Regions from separate parts of the Homo sapiens genome. Here regions 1, 2, 3, 4 and 5 are each linked to region 6. A link is a contact called in ENCODE Hi-C or POLR2A ChIA-PET data. All regions are on one chromosome and are shown on one strand. Each heading gives the region's core, a stretch centred on a gene start or an enhancer-like site at or near the end of the contact. The rest is flanking DNA. Distances are from core to core; before and after follow the strand shown.

Evidence for each region. A loop is a pair of places that touch in the nucleus more often than their neighbours do. ChIA-PET counts read pairs that join two places held with the same protein, here RNA polymerase II (POLR2A). Pooled maps may share reads with other maps.
Region 1: a pooled map shows a loop between it and region 6 (4-fold over the local background). The contact joins the enhancer-like site here to the promoter of STT3B in region 6. A Hi-C loop is called at or near these places in 5 of 37 single-sample maps with no recorded cell type and 5 of 50 pooled maps.
Region 2: a loop to region 6 is called in a map of OCI-LY7, with 2.9 times the contacts of the local background. The contact joins the enhancer-like site here to the promoter of STT3B in region 6. A Hi-C loop is called at or near these places in 1 of 168 maps with a recorded cell type or tissue (OCI-LY7), 7 of 37 single-sample maps with no recorded cell type and 9 of 50 pooled maps.
Region 3: a pooled map shows a loop between it and region 6 (3-fold over the local background). The contact joins the enhancer-like site here to the promoter of STT3B in region 6. A Hi-C loop is called at or near these places in 1 of 168 maps with a recorded cell type or tissue (naive thymus-derived CD4-positive, alpha-beta T cell) and 6 of 50 pooled maps. POLR2A ChIA-PET finds 5 or more read pairs at or near these places in 1 of 52 experiments (activated CD4-positive, alpha-beta T cell).
Region 4: a map of CD4-positive, alpha-beta memory T cell shows a loop between it and region 6 (5-fold over the local background). The contact joins the promoter of CMTM6 here to the promoter of STT3B in region 6. A Hi-C loop is called at or near these places in 2 of 168 maps with a recorded cell type or tissue (CD4-positive, alpha-beta memory T cell and heart right ventricle), 1 of 37 single-sample maps with no recorded cell type and 11 of 50 pooled maps. POLR2A ChIA-PET finds 5 or more read pairs at or near these places in 2 of 52 experiments (T-cell and activated CD4-positive, alpha-beta memory T cell).
Region 5: a loop to region 6 is called in a map of endothelial cell of umbilical vein, with 11 times the contacts of the local background. The contact joins the enhancer-like site here to the promoter of STT3B in region 6. A Hi-C loop is called at or near these places in 1 of 168 maps with a recorded cell type or tissue (endothelial cell of umbilical vein), 2 of 37 single-sample maps with no recorded cell type and 4 of 50 pooled maps. POLR2A ChIA-PET finds 5 or more read pairs at or near these places in 3 of 52 experiments (AG04449, AG04450 and MCF 10A).

The regions. Positions count from the first base shown.
Region 1 is chr3:32,413,306-32,416,005 of GRCh38, forward strand. The region is part of intron 1 of CMTM7 (CKLF like MARVEL transmembrane domain containing 7); the gene reads left to right. Among named protein-coding and RNA genes, the nearest start is that of CMTM7, 23 kb to the left of the region's middle. Within about 2 kb of position 1,451, at least 13 of the 41 ENCODE cell types and tissues checked have a DNase peak (open chromatin) inside an H3K27ac peak, as active enhancers do.
Region 2 is chr3:32,437,768-32,440,613 of GRCh38, forward strand. All of the region lies in intron 1 of CMTM7 (CKLF like MARVEL transmembrane domain containing 7), which reads left to right. Among named protein-coding and RNA genes, the nearest start is that of CMTM7, 47 kb to the left of the region's middle. Within about 2 kb of position 1,377, at least 8 of the 41 ENCODE cell types and tissues checked have a DNase peak (open chromatin) inside an H3K27ac peak, as active enhancers do; they include OCI-LY7, where a contact is called at or near this core.
Region 3 is chr3:32,295,476-32,298,175 of GRCh38, forward strand. The region is part of intron 1 of CMTM8 (CKLF like MARVEL transmembrane domain containing 8); the gene reads left to right. Among named protein-coding and RNA genes, the nearest start is that of CMTM8, 58 kb to the left of the region's middle. Within about 2 kb of position 1,401, at least 2 of the 41 ENCODE cell types and tissues checked have a DNase peak (open chromatin) inside an H3K27ac peak, as active enhancers do.
Region 4 is chr3:32,501,455-32,504,182 of GRCh38, forward strand. CMTM6 (CKLF like MARVEL transmembrane domain containing 6) reads right to left here and starts at 1,398. Exons shown (of 4, transcript NM_017801.3): 1 at 1,154-1,398. The coding sequence starts at 1,291. RefSeq lists silencers at 1,109-1,338, 1,409-1,498.
Region 5 is chr3:31,003,181-31,006,027 of GRCh38, forward strand. No RefSeq gene overlaps it. Among named protein-coding and RNA genes, the nearest start is that of GADL1, 110 kb to the left of the region's middle. Within about 2 kb of position 1,296, at least 2 of the 41 ENCODE cell types and tissues checked have a DNase peak (open chromatin) inside an H3K27ac peak, as active enhancers do; they include endothelial cell of umbilical vein, where a contact is called at or near this core.
Region 6 is chr3:31,531,543-31,534,242 of GRCh38, forward strand. It overlaps STT3B (STT3 oligosaccharyltransferase complex catalytic subunit B), which reads left to right and starts at 1,383. Exons shown (of 16, transcript NM_178862.3): 1 at 1,383-1,770. The coding sequence starts at 1,457. RefSeq lists silencers at 706-965, 1,276-1,505, 1,536-1,665, 1,746-1,895 and enhancers at 1,066-1,205, 2,056-2,115.

The DNA.
Region 1 (2,700 bases), core at 201-2,700, 880 kb after region 6:
TATTTATTCACAGGATATATAACTTAGTTTGTTGATTTCAAAATAACCTCTATTTGTAACATGATTATGACCTTAAAGACAGTGACATATCAGAACAAATGAATTAGCTGATTCATTGATACATTCATTTATTAACTGTTATAAGATTAGAGTGATTAGAAGATATTATTAACACACCTTTGGTCCATTTCATTTGTACTCAGAGGTAACTAATCTTCATCTCCATTATAACTCCTCTAATAGCACCCAGTTCTTTTCATTCACAGTGTTTCTCATAGTTTTAGATTTTTTTATTAGTGCAACACTAGCTGCTGTAACAAATAACTCTCAAATGTTACTGGTTTGACACGATAGCTTTCTCCCTCAGCCATTTAGGAACCCCAGCATGGGGGTTCCTGGTCAGTAGGCAGCTTTTTTCCTATGTGGCTATTCAAGTTTGGGCCAAGATTTTTCTATTCTTTTTAAACTACTTTTTTGGGGAAAGAGCCCACTTAAACAGTTGCAGTGGCCATACTGGTGTGTGCCCAAATATCCCCTTTATTGCTGAGGCATTCATCCGCCGCAGGTTCCAAGAATGTGGCCTGCTGAGTCCCTCCCCACAAATTGATGTCCACCAAAGGGACTCGCCTCACCCAAGATGATGCCTAACCTCTCCCTGGGGGCAGCCTGTATCCAGTGGTCAGTGGAGAGTCAGGAAGGCCTGGTCTGCTTGCTTCAACAGAGAAAACTCTGAAGAGCGGTCCTAGCTTCAGTGCTCCTCGGAGTATCAGCCAAGGCCTTTGTTATGACTGCTCAAATCCTCCCTCCACCTGGTCCTGTCTTGCTTACTCTCCCACTGTAATCTCTTGGAGAGCACTCCCCAGTTAACTTTTTGCATGCAAATCTCTTTCTCAGAGTCTATTTCCAGGGAATTCCACCACCCCAGGACCAAATGACCAAGCTACATTTTCTTGGTTCAGTTTTCATTCTCCACGTTCCACTGACGTTGAAAATTTGCACCTTCTTTACCGCTGTATTTCAGCACTGCGTTCACAGCTTCTGTTTGGTGCAAGTCTCTGCTCGTCCCCTCATCTTTGACATTTCTTACTAAGGCTCCTTTTATTGCCTCATTACTTTAGGAAGAGGTGAAGTACAAATTACCAAGATAATAAATATTCAAATTGCACAGACCATCTGCCCCTGAACAGATGTCCACTCTAAGTCAATGTCAATCTCCATCCCTGGGGCAAGGGGAGAGGTGAAGAAACTTTACCATTGAAGCTTCATGGGAGGAAAAGGGATGCTGGGGAAGTGTGGCTTCTCTTGAGTTTCTGATTCATACACAGGAAGAGATTCCTTCCAGAAAATTTAGCTAAGGAAGAGGAAATGATAACCCAAGAATGTTATGATATGGAGCCTGCCAATTCTTTACGACAACGGAAGTGCTGCAGGGACCCAGTGAGAGTTTTACTTTTGCATTTAGCTCTTGTGGGCAGAGCATGTGATGCATGCCAGGAACTGTGCGTAGTGCTTTTCAGGTATTGGAAGAGCTCTCTAAGTGGGGTACTATTTGTCACCTCCACTTTCCAGGTGGAAAACAGGCCCTGGGAGGTTACATAGCCTTTCCAGGTTACACAGCTAAGAGGCAATGGGAATTTGACCCCAGAACTGTTTGACTCCAAAGCCAAGCTCTTAATCTGTATTGTCTTGCCTCTCTTCTGTAGAGGCCAAGGTTGTCCACAGTCTAGCCCAGGGACCAGCCAAAGTACTTTAGCTGGGGATGGAAGTAAACCTGTTCAAAACGCAGATTCCTGGGCCCCAGCTCAGACCCACTGGATTAAAAACTCCTCTGGCTGACGAGATCACGCCACTGCACTCCAGCCTGGGTGACAGAGCAAGACTCTGTCTCAAAATAATAATAATAATAATAATAAACTTTGGCTGAGGGGCCCAGGGACCTGCATTTTAACGCATCCCCTTGTGGATACACTCTCTAAAGGATGAGAATGTCAAGTAGTGACTTTCTCACTGCCATACAGATCACAGGCCACCTTCATAACTTCCCTTGCCTTGTGTCAAGCAAACCAGCAGGGACCTGAGACCATCAGCACCTTTGTGACACCTGCAGGTCGTCTTCCACTGTCATGCTGCCTTTTCAGTAGGCCCTCCCGTTGGGATTAAGTACTTTCTTTCATGCTACTCTTCATCTCCTGATAAGGGAGGGAAACTGAGGCAGTGGAACTGCTGGATTCCTACTCCTCAGTGAAATCTTGGGTACATCACCTGCCTTCTCTATGCCTCAGTTCCCTCTTCCGTGAGATGGGGGTGATAATATTACCTGCTCAGGGTTACTGTGCAGATCTTCTCTGAAGTATTTAAGCTCTGAGTGAATGTTAGTTATTTTTTTATTACCTCCTTTCAGTAGTCTAGTGAGATCTTTAATCTTTTCTCCAGAAGTTAGCTGGGTCTGTTCTTGCTATTCCATATTCATAATATTTTCTACAAGGTCTTCATTTCCTTTTTCCCTTTGCACATCTCCAACTTGCCTCTGCAAATCTATGCTAGTCCCTTTGATAAGAATATTAGATTAGCACAGGTCTGTGTCTGCATGAGGAGAGAGCCCACTTGGTCTTTGTCCAAGGTTTCTCAGACGTTTCATTTTGTATTTAGCTGTCATCTGTAGAGCATGTCATACATGCCAGGCCTGTGTTTTTGACTTAG
Region 2 (2,846 bases), core at 127-2,626, 910 kb after region 6:
GTAATCCCAGCTACTTGTGAGGCTGAGGTAGGAGAATCCCTTGAACCAGGGAGGTGGAGGTTGCAGTGAGCTGAGATGTTGCCACTGCACTCCTGCCTAGCGACAGAGTGAGACTCCATCTCAAAAAAATAAAATAAATAAAATAAACCCCTGGACATTTATGTTAGATATTTTATTTTTATGACAGTTCAATATAAAAGAACAAACCGTTACGAGAGGAGCTAGAAGGCACCTTAAGAGGCAAGTGAACCCTTTGGACAGCATCACTTTGAAGTTACTCTACACAGAAACATCTGTCTTCCAGGAGCCTCCCAGCTGCTTCACTCCGTCCTGAAGTCAGAACCCCTACCTCCAGTCCTCTCTGAATTCAGGCGTGTTTGTGCATTTGCTTTTCTAACTGGGAACACGAAGACACCTGAGAGGGTTGGAGCTGGCGGGAGGAGGGCAGGGATAAACACCCCAGCGCCTTTTCCCCACTATTGTCTTGTTCTTTCTTCCACTTCACCTTTGCTTTCTTTTTTAACTTGTATATTAAGTTCAGGGGTACTTGTGTAGGTTTCTTATATGGTAAACTTGTGTCATGGGAGGGGGTTGTTGTACAGATTATTTTGTCACCCAGGAATTAAGCTTCTAAATAATTCAGGGGGCCCCAGCATTTGCAGAAGTTACCTACTGGCTTTAGAAGAATTTCTGAAAAGTTTGATGTCAGTCAAATCTTTTTTTTTTTTTTAACTTAATATGCTGGCTAAGATGCTGGCTATTTAAAGTTGGAATGAATGAATCCCTGGGCAAAAAGGAAGCTTTTAGGAGCACGCATAAGCACACACCATACTCTGGCTAAATTAGATTTTCTAAAATTGGGCTTTCCTAAAGAAAGTCATATGGTAGATGGCCATAGGCCCAGTGAACCGAATTCAGAAAGTGTTATTTCATGAGCAAGTTTCCCAGAAAGGTTCGAGATGTTTCTGATAGAGCAGGAATGTACTTCCTACTACACAGTACTCAGCCCTGGAGGCTCAGAGCAGGAAGACCTGACCTGCACAGGCCCCTTTTGTTGGCTGGGAAACTTCCACATCCCTGTGTCACCATGAAAAAGAGCTAACTTTGTCTTCAACGACGAGTTGGAAAATTATTTTAATCTCTGCATTAAACTAGATGCAAAATTGCCTCTCTACCTAGGAATCACGCTGCATAATCCCACATTATCTGCATTTTCAGTCATGCCTTGAATAATGATACTTGAGTTCTTGAGGAGGTCATTGTGGGGCTGGGAAGACCCCTAGACTTCCCCATGTAGATGTGGCCTGGAAGTAAGACTAACGTAGCAGCAAAGCCCTGGCGATCATGCACACTCCTGAGTAAGGCAGAGGTGTGAATCATTATATCACCATGGCTGGCTAGCTTCAGAGGAACCGAAAAAATGAAAACACTTGCGTTGCTCATTAGCAAAGGGAAATACACAAATGTTGAGGGACTCTTTGTGTCACAGCCACACTCTTCTGTTTCGATCTGGTAAGCAGAGCACTCTCCATACCTGCTTCAAGCTTCCAGCTGAGAGTTCTCTTTTAGCTGTTGTACCTATTGCTGAGGATCTTGATAGTGGGCTAGCAACAAGGGGCTTTAGAAAATAAGAGCATTTCAGCATCAACTGTTTTAACTGGAGTAAGATCCATTTTGTGATTTGATTTGATTTTTATTTTTTTAGAGACAGACTTTCACTCTGTCTTGCAGGCTGGAGTGCAGTGACGTGATAATAGCTCACTGCAACCTCAACCTCCTAGGCTCAATTGATCCTCCCACCTCAGCCTCCCAAGTTGCTGAGACCACAGGTGCATGCCACCACGCCCAGCTAGTTTTTGTATTTTTTGTAGAGACAGGGTCTTGCTTGTTGCCCAGGCTGGTCTCAAACTCCTGGCTTCAGGTGATCCACCCGCCTTGGCCTCCCAAAGTGCTGGGATTGCAGGCGTGAGCCTGGGATGCCAGGCATGCACCAGGCCCCATTTTGTGATTTAATTCTCATTGTAGACTGACATTTTCTATAGCAGAATTTTTCAACAGTAGTACTGTAGTTGAGGGGCCACATTTGGGGCTGGAGATGGGTAACTCTTTACTATGGGAGCTCTCCTATTTATTGCAGGGTGCTTAGCAGCACCCTGGGCCTCTACCCACTAAATGCCAGTAGCAACCCCCATCCCCGCAAATTGTGTAAACCAAAAATATATACACACATTGCCAAATGTCCCATAGGACACAAAATCATATACCCATACGCTAACACACCCATACACTAACACCACACGCATACACACACACACACACACACACACACACACACACACTTTAAGACTCGCTGCTCTGGCCAGGCGTGGTGGCTCACACCTGTAATCACAGCACTTTGGGGAGCTGGGGCAGGCAGATTACTTGAGTTCAGGAGTTTAAGACCAGTCTGGCCAACATGGTGGAACCCCCTCTCTACTAAAAATGCAAAAATTAGCTGGGCATGGTGGTGCATACCTGTAGTCCCAGCTACTCTGGAGGCTGAGGCAAGAGAATCGCTTGAATCTCGTAGGCAGAGTTGCAGTGAGCCAAGATCATGCTACTGCACTCCAGCCTGGGCAACAGAGTGAGACTCCATCTCAAAAAAAAAAGAATCACTCCTCCATAGGAGAGAGGCAGTGTATAAAATAATCTTTTTTCTAAATTGGTTGTGCATTTTAAATAGATTCCTGGCTGGAAACAATGGCTTACGTCCATAATCCCAGCACTTTGGGAGGCCAAGGCAGGGGGATTGCTTGAGCTCAGGAGTTTGAAACCAGCCTGGGCCACATGGCAAAACCCCGTCTCTA
Region 3 (2,700 bases), core at 151-2,650, 760 kb after region 6:
AAACAAAACAAAACAGCGGAAAGAGAAAATCCCTGTCTTTGTGGAGCTTGCATTCAATTAGGGTGATAGACACCCAATGAATAGAAGTAAATGATTCAGTAGTAAGCATAGATCCAACTATTGTATATCATTTTGTTAAGTTGAGGAACTGTAAGTTCCTTGGGGGCAGGAAGGATGACTGCCCTTCATGGAACCTCTTCAGAGCCTAGTATGATGGAGGAAACCCATACCCACATCTATTAATGTCTCCCCTCTGCTTAAACCCCTAGCAGCTCCTCATGGCCTCCGGGCTATGGTTCAGACTCCTTTCCTGGACTGCAAGGCCCTGTGTGATCCGGGGCCTGCCTTTCTATCTGGCTTTGTTTGTTGCCTGGATATCTATCCACCCTACGTTCCAGCTCCACTGGACCTCCAGTTCCTAAAATGTTCCATGCTGTCTCATCTCTGCTTTATTCTACCTGTTATTCCACTTGCCTGTAATGGTTTCCATGCCCACCTCACCTGGCTAATATCTATATATCCTTTAAATCCTTTTGTTCTGTCTTGGATGTCACTGTCTTCAGGAAACCATCCTTGATTTTCCCACCTCTCAGTCTGTGTTGTGTGCCCCTCCAGCTCTGTGCTCAGTAACAATCAGGACTTCTTTGCTTCAGCCTTTTATTTTTTATTTTTTTTTAAATAAAGATGAGGTCTCACTATGTTGCCCAGGCTGGTCTTGAATTCCTGAGCTCAAGTGATCCTCCCACCTCGGCCTCCCAAAGTGCTGGGATTACAGGCATGAGCTACCACACCTGACCCAGACTTCTACAGCATTATAGGGTAATTGCTGGTTTACTTGTCTGAATCTCCCTAATTGTTCAGCCCCCTCCGGAGTAGGCTTGTCTCTCCCATCTGGTGGTATGTATCTGCAATGAGTACCTGGCACAATGAGTTATGGCTAGACAGATGGATAGTTGAAGCGTAGAATAGGAAGTGGATACATGTTCTGACTTGGCTCTCCTCACTGGGGCCAGCCCAGTCGGAACCTGTTTTCCTTTGTAGGAATCTTGTTTCCCTTTGCCACTCCCTTGAGGCAAGCAACAGGTCCTGCTTCTGGTCCATCACAGGTCTGATGACCCTGGAATGATCACTTACCATTCTGGGGCATTTATTAAATGACCCACTGGGGCTGCAGGATTGCTTAAGTGCAAGAGCTCTGTTGATGTATTCCACAGGAATGGCACCCCTTAGGGTTGTGTAATGTGCCCATGTTGCATTAGATGTTCCATCCAGATCTGAGGTTCCATGGGTGGGGGCCTCCTGCCTCTCTCACCCAGGTTTTCCTCGGGAAGAGCAGTGCCTAATTAAAACCACAAAGGGAAAAACCAGGGCGGCAGACTGTGTGTTATTGTGGCTGATGATGCTTGACATGGCCAGTAGAGGGCAGCAGAGCCGTCCACCATGACCTCCACATTTTCGTTATTGTAAATAAGGGATCCTGAGGATGCCTTCTCCACTCCCTCCCCGTGTGTTTGCTCTCATAGGATGGTTGTTTTTCTGGAAGGTTTGTGGTCTAGCCATTGAACAGAGAGAAAAACATCCCCTTAGGATGTGTTGATGCAAAAAGATGATTTTAGAAAAATTGCCCTCTGGGTTCAAAGAAAGATTACATCATTTCCTCACCTTGAATGTACACAGTCTAGGGATATCTAAACTTTATTTTTTTAATTTATTTATTTTTGAGATGGAGTTTCACTCTTGTTGCCCAGGCTGGAGTGCAGTGGTACAATCTCGGCTCACTGCAACCTCCACCTCCTGGGTTCAAGTGATTCTCCTGCCTCAGCCTCCCAAGTAGCTGGGATTACAGGCGCCCGCCACTGCACCCAGCTAATTTTTGCATTTTTTAGTAGAGGTGGGGTTTCACCATGTTAGCCAGGTTGGTCTCCAACTCCTGACCTCAGGTGATCCACCCACCTATGCCTCCCGAAGTGTTGGGATTACAGGCGTGAGCCACCGTGCCTGGCCTGTACCTAAACTTTTGATGAGGCTATTCTTATCTGTGAACCAACATTTGTGACTAAAGCTCACCTTGGGGAATACAGTGGTAACCTTGCACAGAGAATGCTGTGGCTAGCAGCAGCCCCGTCTGGGGTGGCGCAGACACTCCAGGCTGCTTTGTCTGTCTGAAATCCCAGCAGTGTCATCACAGCATCTTGTGCAAAACATTGATGGTGAAAGATAACAATTTCTTCTATTGCTCACCAGCCTCATTTGGAAAGTTAATTACCAGCTTGTGGAAGTTAAGGAAAGACAAGTTCTTAAACTCAGGGGGATTTGGCATTTTAAAATACAGGTCTGTGGGTGGGAAAATAAGGTTTGTGTGTGGGAAGGATTTGGGAAAATGGACTGAGTGTTAATTTAAGGACTTGAAGTGTTTATGAGGGAACCCTGGATAAGAATAACATTTTAAAAATTGGAGATGATGAGAAACTCAAGCACCAAGGTAAAGAAGTCTGGCTTGTGTTCTTCAACTGGTTTCATGGTCATCAGCAGCAGCCATTGCTCAGAACTCCAACAAAAGCTCTCTAATCTCTTAACTAAAAACTTTTTTTTTTTTTTTGGTTGGGGGTGGGGGGCAGTGGCTGGAGTCTCGTTCTGTCGCTGAGGCTGGAGTGCAGTGGCACAATCTGGGCTCACTGCAACCTCTGCCTCCCAGGTTCA
Region 4 (2,728 bases), core at 148-2,647, 970 kb after region 6:
AGAAAGATAAGGCCAGATCCTACTGGGTTCCATAGGCCACATTATCACTTGCTTTCAAATGATTTCCCAGTCATCAGCAGATGTGATCATTTTGATCGCTAAACAGCAGTGCCGATTTTCCGACTTCTGTTTTTCTATTCAATAAAAGTAGGTCACTAGAGTTCTAAGAATTTAACTTCGGGTCATTTGAGTTGTAAGAATTTAAGTTCTTTCCAAGGAAACCAATGAGCTAATTTTTACTTAGAATGGTTAAAAAACAAAACAAAGTAAGACAAAACTCATAAACATCATAAGCATTCGGATTTTTCCTAAACTGGTTCTATTGCAGAAATAGAACCTAAACTGTTTCTATTTTTCCTAAACTGGTTCAACCATCAGTGGTTGGAACAGTACATAGGAGCCAACACGACTGTAAAGTGAATAATTTAAATCTCAAAGATGCTTTGATGTTTTCACGAACAGGTTTATGGTACTTCAACTGCTTAAAATAAACTCAATAAAATGGAAAGATGCATACCATGTCCTAGTTCAGCTATCCGCACATACTTACAAAAAGCTGTCCTTTTGACTTTCCACTTAGAACCCATATTGCTCAATTTTGAAATAATTCTTTTCCAGTCAATATAAAACTTTTAGAAGACAATTTACCGGACACACATACACACACATCTCAATGCCACGCGTGGTATCGCAGGACTTTGTCCAGCAAGTTAAACTGCCCCCATGGGCTCGCAGCAGGAAAACCGCAAGAGCCAGAGAAAGATAAACAGCGCTTCACAGTCTAAATACAGGCACTGTGGGCGATAATGCAGGGTAGCAGCAGAGAGAAGAGAGGAAAGTCGCCATAGAGGATGAGTGAAAGATGTTGAAGTGGCTGACTTGGGTCTCCGACGCATTTCCTGAGCCCGCCTAACAGGCTGGGTGGCCCCAGTTCGTGGGATCCCGATGGGGAGAGCCTTGGGACTGAGGGGCCGCCCGGCGGAAGGGCGGAGGGTAACGCCCCCTTCCCCAGGCTGAGAGGGAAGGAACTAGAGGTGTGGAAACCTCCTTTTACTGAACAACCAAGCTGAAACGAAGGAGCTCGGCGGCCTCCCAAGCCCGGGCCAGACCCCGCTCCCCAGCCCGGGCTCGCCCTCCCTGACCGCGGACTCACCAGCTGCAAGCCCTTGAGAACGCGCCGGAGCAATGGGAGCCGGCCCATGAAAAAGTAGGCAGCGAGGCCGCTCCGGGGGCCTCTGGCGGGGCCCGGGTCCTCCTCCGTAGTGGGGCTGTACACCGCTCCGTTCTCCATCGCCTCGGGCCGGGGAGCGCGGCGGCCGCAGCAACCGCGCCGTTGACTTCTCGGACTCCAGAAGTCCCCGGTAGCCGGGAGGCGGCCGTCACTTCCTGGGCCTTCTCCCCGGCTTCCGCCTGACTCCGCCCCTTCCCGCCCCCGCCCTTGGCCCGCCCCGCCCCCTCTCAGCAAATTTGCTTGTTAGCTGTTGGGATTCTTCCGACTTTCATCCAAGAATTGAGTTCTTTCTGTGAGCCTTTGATGGATTTCTCACCTCCCTCCATCTTTCATCCTCCTGACATTCATTCACTTAGTATTTTTGCGTACTTTCGGTGTGCAGTGAACCCCGTTCTAGGTACTTGGGTGACAGCCAAGTACTACCCAAAATCACAGGATCCCTAGTAACAGAGACAGACAATAAACAAGAAAACAGATGGATAGCAATTTCAGATAGTGATAAGTGACGTGAAAATATGATACGAAAATAATGGATTCAGCATTTCTGGTGGCTTGATAAATTTATTAAAAAAAAAAAGAAGATGGAGGAGGAGGAGAAGAGGAAGGAGAAGGAAAAAAGGATGGAGAATTGGGTGCTCTACTTAAATGGCCACTACTAAACTGAGTGGTCAGGAAAGGCCTCTCTGAGGACCATGATCTTTGAATTGAATGAGACTCAAAGTGTGAGAAGCCAGGCTTGTAAAGTTCTGGGGAGAGCCTTTCACGAAAGTGCAAATGTCCCGAGGACCAAATGAGTTTGACTCAATCTGAAGCCCAAAGGCCTGTGTCGCTAGGAATAAGTACGGGAGGAAAGGAGATGTTGGAGATGTAGGCAAAGGCCAGATAATGTGGAGGCCTTGCAGACCAAGGGAAGAATTCGTATTTCATTTGAAGTACAATGAGTTGTCTGTAAGGACTTTCAGAATCGCTCCCTCCCGCGTCTCCCGAAATTCCATTTAGGCTCACTTTTCAAAATCATTTCCTTTTTCTCTTTCTTGGTCACCAACTGCTACAGTCACATATGTTAATTTTGTGTGAACTTGTCAAGGAATGTAATTATATTTTAGCAACTGAAGTTGATTGAGTTACAGGATGTTCACAACAATATAAAGTAGGTTCGACAGTATAAAGTCGGTTACATTCATTTTCAAATGAGAAAACTGAGGCCAAGAGGCTGAAATCATATCCAAGGTCAAACAGCCAGGAGCAGCTGGAATGCAGGCCTAAGCAGTCTGACTCGAAACCTTGCTGCTAAACGCTAACCCAGAAAACGTCAGCTTCTAACTCATCTCTCCATTGGAGTCTCAAAACCCATGGAAGAGAGAAGGGGTTTCTGCTGCCATCAGCTGCTACATCTTCTCCGTGGCCCCAAACCTCCCTTTCTTCTTCCAGTAACAAACAAAAGCTCCCATTCAAATGAATAGAGACAAGTAGATACTGCCCTGCAGGGGCCACCTA
Region 5 (2,847 bases), core at 46-2,545, 530 kb before region 6:
GGTACAGAATAAAATATTTTTTAATTTATTGAACACCAGCAATGTGGTCAGTATTGGACACATTTTGATACCATTCATGACTGCCTTGTTATCTAAACAAGCAGAAACAATCTTACCCAGAAGAGAAAGACAGGTGCCAATCAGCAGAAGACAGGAAAGTATTGTTTTATTTTCGTGGTGTTACACAAAGCCGACCAGATAGAGAGAGATGGAGTGAGGGGAGAGGAGGAGATGTAAGGAATTGGCTCACACAACTGTAGAGGCTGGCAAGTCCAAAATTTGAGGGGTATGTTAGGTCAGCAGGCTAGAGACCCAGGGAAGAATTGATGTTGCAGTTTGAGTCCAAAGGCCATCTGCTAGCAGAATTTCCTCTTTCTCAGGAATATCAGTCTTTTCCTTAATGTCTTCAACTGATTGGATGAGAATTACCTACCGGATGAAGGGTAATCAACTTTACTCATGGTCTACTGACGTATATGTTAATTTCATCTAAAAAAAATACCTTCATGCAACATCCAGATATGTTTGGCCAAAGTGCCATGGCCTAGTCCAGTTGACACAAAAAATTAGCCATCACAGTTGCCTTACCAATATTTGATATACTGTGACATTTTTCATTCAATTCTGTTCTACTCCGAAAAATTTTTTAAATGATGATCACAAACTAGTGGATTGATTTCATGACTTGCTCCAAGAATGCAGCTTTAAAATCTGAAAAATATTGGTCTAGAAACCTGTCTAAAAGAGGCTCATTAACTTTCTTGTGCAACACTGGAGGCAGGAGCAGCAAAAATGTCCTCTTGCACTCAGGAGGTACAGGGGAGTGGAGGATCTAAAAGCCCAAAATGGAGTGGCAGAATGTGTCCATTGAGCCTGAGAGTGGCAAGTATATAGTTCCAAAAGTTAATGATTTGAAGAAGTCTTATATTCGGGAAGAAAGAAAGACAGAAGTGAAACCATAGACTAGTAACTGCAGACTAGACAGAAACAAGGAAACCTCCATGGACATAGCATACAGATAATGGCATCAAGGACAGCATCACCAGATGTTTCCTTGACAGCATAACATAATGTAACTACTCCCAATTCAGACAATTCCACGGATAGAAGAATAGCATTGCAAAAATGACTGGAATTCATTCCTACCAAACAGTGGACTAGGAATTTGACATAGCAGTGTTTAGTCATCTATTGTTACATGAATAACCATCCCAAACTACTGGTTTAAAACAACATCAATTATTTTACTCTTACCCCGTACATTTCTGGAGCTTGACTGAACTCAGCAAGATTGTTTTCACTCAGCTCTCTTGTGCAGTTGCAGGCAGACAGTGGCTGGGGCTAAGTTGTCTGATGGCTGGCTTACTCATATGACTGGTGCCTGGCCTGGAAAATACCAACAGCTGGGGCTCCTTCAGCAGATCTCTATCTCCATGTAATAGAGAAGCTTCATGATAGCTAGAGTGAGAGATCCAGGCAGAAGCTGTTCTGCTCTTAGGACTTTGGCTGAGAAGTCACACAGCATTACTTCTGCCATAATCTAATAGCTGAGGCAGTCACAAAAGCCTGACTAGTCTCACGAGCAGGAGACAGAGACTTGACTTCTTGATGAAGAAAGTGCAAGTTCTGGTACATCACATAGAACCAGAAACATTCTTGCAGCCATTTTTGGCAAAAAAAAAAAAAAAAAAAAAAAAAAAAAAAAAAAAAATCTGTTCAAAAAAGTTCACTTAGAGGAAAGTTAAATGAATTTCTTGCCTATTCAAGTCAATGCACGGAAATTTATACCTAACAAACGGTAACGATTTGAGACTCATTCACCATACAAGGATCGGGAACCACAGATGCAGCCCAATGTCCTCATTTTACAACTGAGGACACTAAGACATAAACAAGGTCAGTGACTTGTACAGCGTCTCACAGAGAGTCAGTGTCAGAGCAAGCCTAGATCCCAGGTCTTTGAGACCCACCTTAATTCCCTTCCTAGCCTCTTTCTCTCTAGTCTTTCCACTGACCTTCACGTGCTCATTTACGAACAGAGCTGAGTGGGCGAGGACACATAGAGTTCTTGCTCTTAAGTACCTGATGGCAGTAGAAGTATTTGCCAACAAGGGCCACACTGAATTCAGGCATGGAATAAAAGGAAACACCACAAGGTTTCCCAGATGTGAAGAGGGCGAGGACTTCCCAAGCAATGACGTTCTAAACATGGCAGGCAGACTCACCCATCAGAACAGACACTAGCCATAAACAACCAGTAAGATAGTACCCATGTGTCCCAAGTGGATATCACCTTTGCCCCCTCTCTGACCAAGGTAAAAAGATGTTTTCCTCGTTTGTTTTATTTTTAATTTTTTTTTATTTGTTATATATATTTTAAGACAGTGTTTCACTCTGTCACCCAGGCTAGAGTACAGAGGCATGATCATGGTTCACTGCAGCCTTCACCTCCCAGGCTCAAGCAATCCTCCCATTTCAGCCTGCCAAGTAGCTTGAACTACGGGAACGCACCACCACGCCTGGCTAACTTTTGTATTATTTTGTAGACATTGGGTGTTGCAATGTTGCCCAGATGGGTCTCGAACTTCTTGGGTCAAGTGATCTGCCTGCCTTAGCCTCCCAGAGTACTGAGATTACAGACATGGGCTACCATGCCTGGCCTAATTTCTTCTGTTTAAATCCAAGACTATTCATAGCTTTGTGGTACAAATTTCAGGTTGCAAATTCATTTGTTCTAGGGGAAAATGAAATAGGATTTTCTAAGTGCTAGCAAAAATAATGTTGAAGTTTCTCCTTAAATACTTTTTAGAAGTTAAATCACTGCTGCTGAAGAAAAATGATGAGTCA
Region 6 (2,700 bases), core at 133-2,632:
CCTCACTTAGTTTAAGCTCATTTTGCCCTGAGTTTATCTGGTAGCACTTTATTTTAGCGGACAAGGAGGGAAGTGGGGAAAGGAAAGGAATTATAAAAATACAAGGTAGACGTGCACAAGAACCTTCGTTCTATTATTATTTAGTAAAGTGAGAACTGGAAACAGCTTAACGTCCAGGGTAAGTTAGTTTCACTCACTCGACGGAATGTATGCAGCCGTTAATGTATTTCTGCATTTTCCCATATTTCCAGTGAACATACAGTACTTTCGCAATTCGGAGTACAAACGAAAAAGGGCGAGAGAAGGTCGCATTTTGCCTGCCGGAGCTAGGGGCGCGCTTGCCGGTTCCAACGAGTTTTCGGTGTCGGAAAACTTGTCTTTGCTCACATTCTCGGATTCCCGCGGCCGCAGAAGCCGGAGGCGGGACGTGAAGGGCAATGAGCAAGGTAGGCTGTGTCACTGCCGCCGCGGGCTCACTCGCAGCGCCAGCCGAGGAGCGCCACGGGCTGCTGAACCCCTCGGCCCGACCCACGCGCCGAGGGCTAGGATAATGCGCCTGCGCGGCCGTCACGTGGTGAGGGCTCCGCGCAAAGCGGGTTAAAAGTCACGACCGCGGAGAGCCCGCGAGCGTCCTGCTGGTCGGTGCGGCGCTTTCCGCGTCCTTTAAGACGAGTTTGACCGAGGCCGCTCCGCAGTTCCCGCCCCTCGGCCCAGCTCAGCTCCATGAACCTAGCGGAGCCGCCTAGTACCCTTTCTCGCCGACCGCACAGGCGCGCGAAACCGCGTCTTTCAACTGACAATGAAGCCGTAGCCGCGCAGCTCGGCCACTCCGGGCGAATCGGCGCGAGGCCGGGATGGTGGGGGGGAGGGGGAGACGGTTGGGTCAAGCTCCGCCCCAGCTCGCGCCCCTATTGGTGGGCGCAGCGGTTCTGGGCCCGCCCCCTAACGGACCTGTCGCTTTGTGACAGGCGGAGGGGCCAGTTCCTGTCGGGCCGGAGGCGGAGTCAGAGGTTGCTTGAGCTCCGCCCGGACTCCAGGGGGCTCCTCCCCCTGCTCCTTTCGGCTGGGCGGGCGGCGGGCTAGAGAGGGAATGTCATTGCTTCTCAGAGCCGTGGTGCCGCCTCCGTCTGCTGCTTCTTTCCTGGCGCCCTCGTCCCGTCGGCTTTCGCCGCCGCCGCCGCAGCTGCACTGGGGATACGGATGGCTAGTGGGGCGCCGGGGCCATCTGGGTTGAGAGAGCGGCGATTGCGGCCGCTGCTGAGGCGGAGACTCCCCGCCGCCGCTTCCTCCACCCCCAGTCCGCCGGCCTCGCGGCGCTGAGGGCGGGAGCGCGCAGAGCTCTTCCCTCCTCCTTTTTCTTCCTCCTCCTCCTCCTCCTCCGGGTCCCCGCCCAGCACCCCTCGCACCAGGCGGCGGCGGCGGAGGAGGAGAGCTAGACCCGCCGCCGGGGCACAACATGGCGGAGCCCTCGGCCCCGGAGAGCAAGCACAAGTCGTCCCTCAACTCGTCCCCGTGGAGTGGCCTCATGGCCCTGGGAAACAGCCGGCACGGCCACCACGGGCCCGGGGCCCAGTGCGCGCACAAGGCGGCGGGCGGCGCGGCGCCGCCGAAGCCGGCCCCGGCGGGGCTGTCCGGGGGGCTGTCGCAGCCGGCTGGGTGGCAGTCGCTTCTCTCCTTCACCATCCTCTTCCTGGCCTGGCTTGCCGGCTTCAGCTCGCGCCTCTTCGCCGTCATCCGCTTCGAAAGCATCATCCACGAGTTCGACCCGTGGTAAGTGCCTCGCCGCCCCTCCCCCGCCCGTGGCCCGCGGGGAACCGGGACCCGCTCCTCCGCCCGCCGCAGCTCTCCTCGACTTGGCCCCGCGCCGCCGCGGAGCCCCGCTCGCGTCCTGGCTGAGGCCGGCGCGGATCCCGGAGCTCCGGGCGCGCCCCCTGCCCGTGGGCGAAGTTTGCCCCGTGCAGCCTGAGGCGGGGCGTCGGGGTCCAGGAGCGAAACCTTGATTCTCGGCCGGGCTAGTGTGAAGACTGCCAGGAGTGTGGATGCAGCCGCCGGGAGTGTGGGTGCAGCCGCCGGGAGTGTGGGTGCAGTCCCTCGCAGCCCGCTTTGGTCGCTGAGTCCGGACCCGCCACGCCAGGAGGCGGCAGGTAGCTCCTCCGCGGACTGTCGGTCGATTCCCCGCCCTCCTCGCCCGCTGCTTTCGCGTTCTTTCATATTTGCGGGCGCGTTTTTGCTAGTTCAGACGGAATCGGCCAGGGGGGCTGCCCTGTTGCCGCTGGAGGTGGGTCCAGATGTGCCGGAACCCCGGCTGCTCACCCTTGCAGTTTTACGCTTTTACTGTTTCTTTTTATGCTCTCATGATACGAGAAGGGAAAAGGAGAGTGAATGGCGTGTTGGAGGGAAGGAAATAATACCCCTGAAAGTGATCTGAAAGCTAGCTACTCTTATTTATTTATCATTAGGTATTTTAAAGAGTGGCTTTTTTTCAGAGCTCTTAAGTGCACTCAGCACCTTACTGTTTCACTATCGTCTTGGGTTGCTTTTTAGAACAAGATCCTTACCCTGTTAGCCACTGTCACCCTTAGTGTGTTATGCACAGTATCTGAAAGCATTGCATTAGTTCCTTTATTGGTCTGCAGGAAGGTTTGTGGATAAGAGCAAACAGTACCACGGTGATGGGAGTCCTAGATTGTAATACCGAAG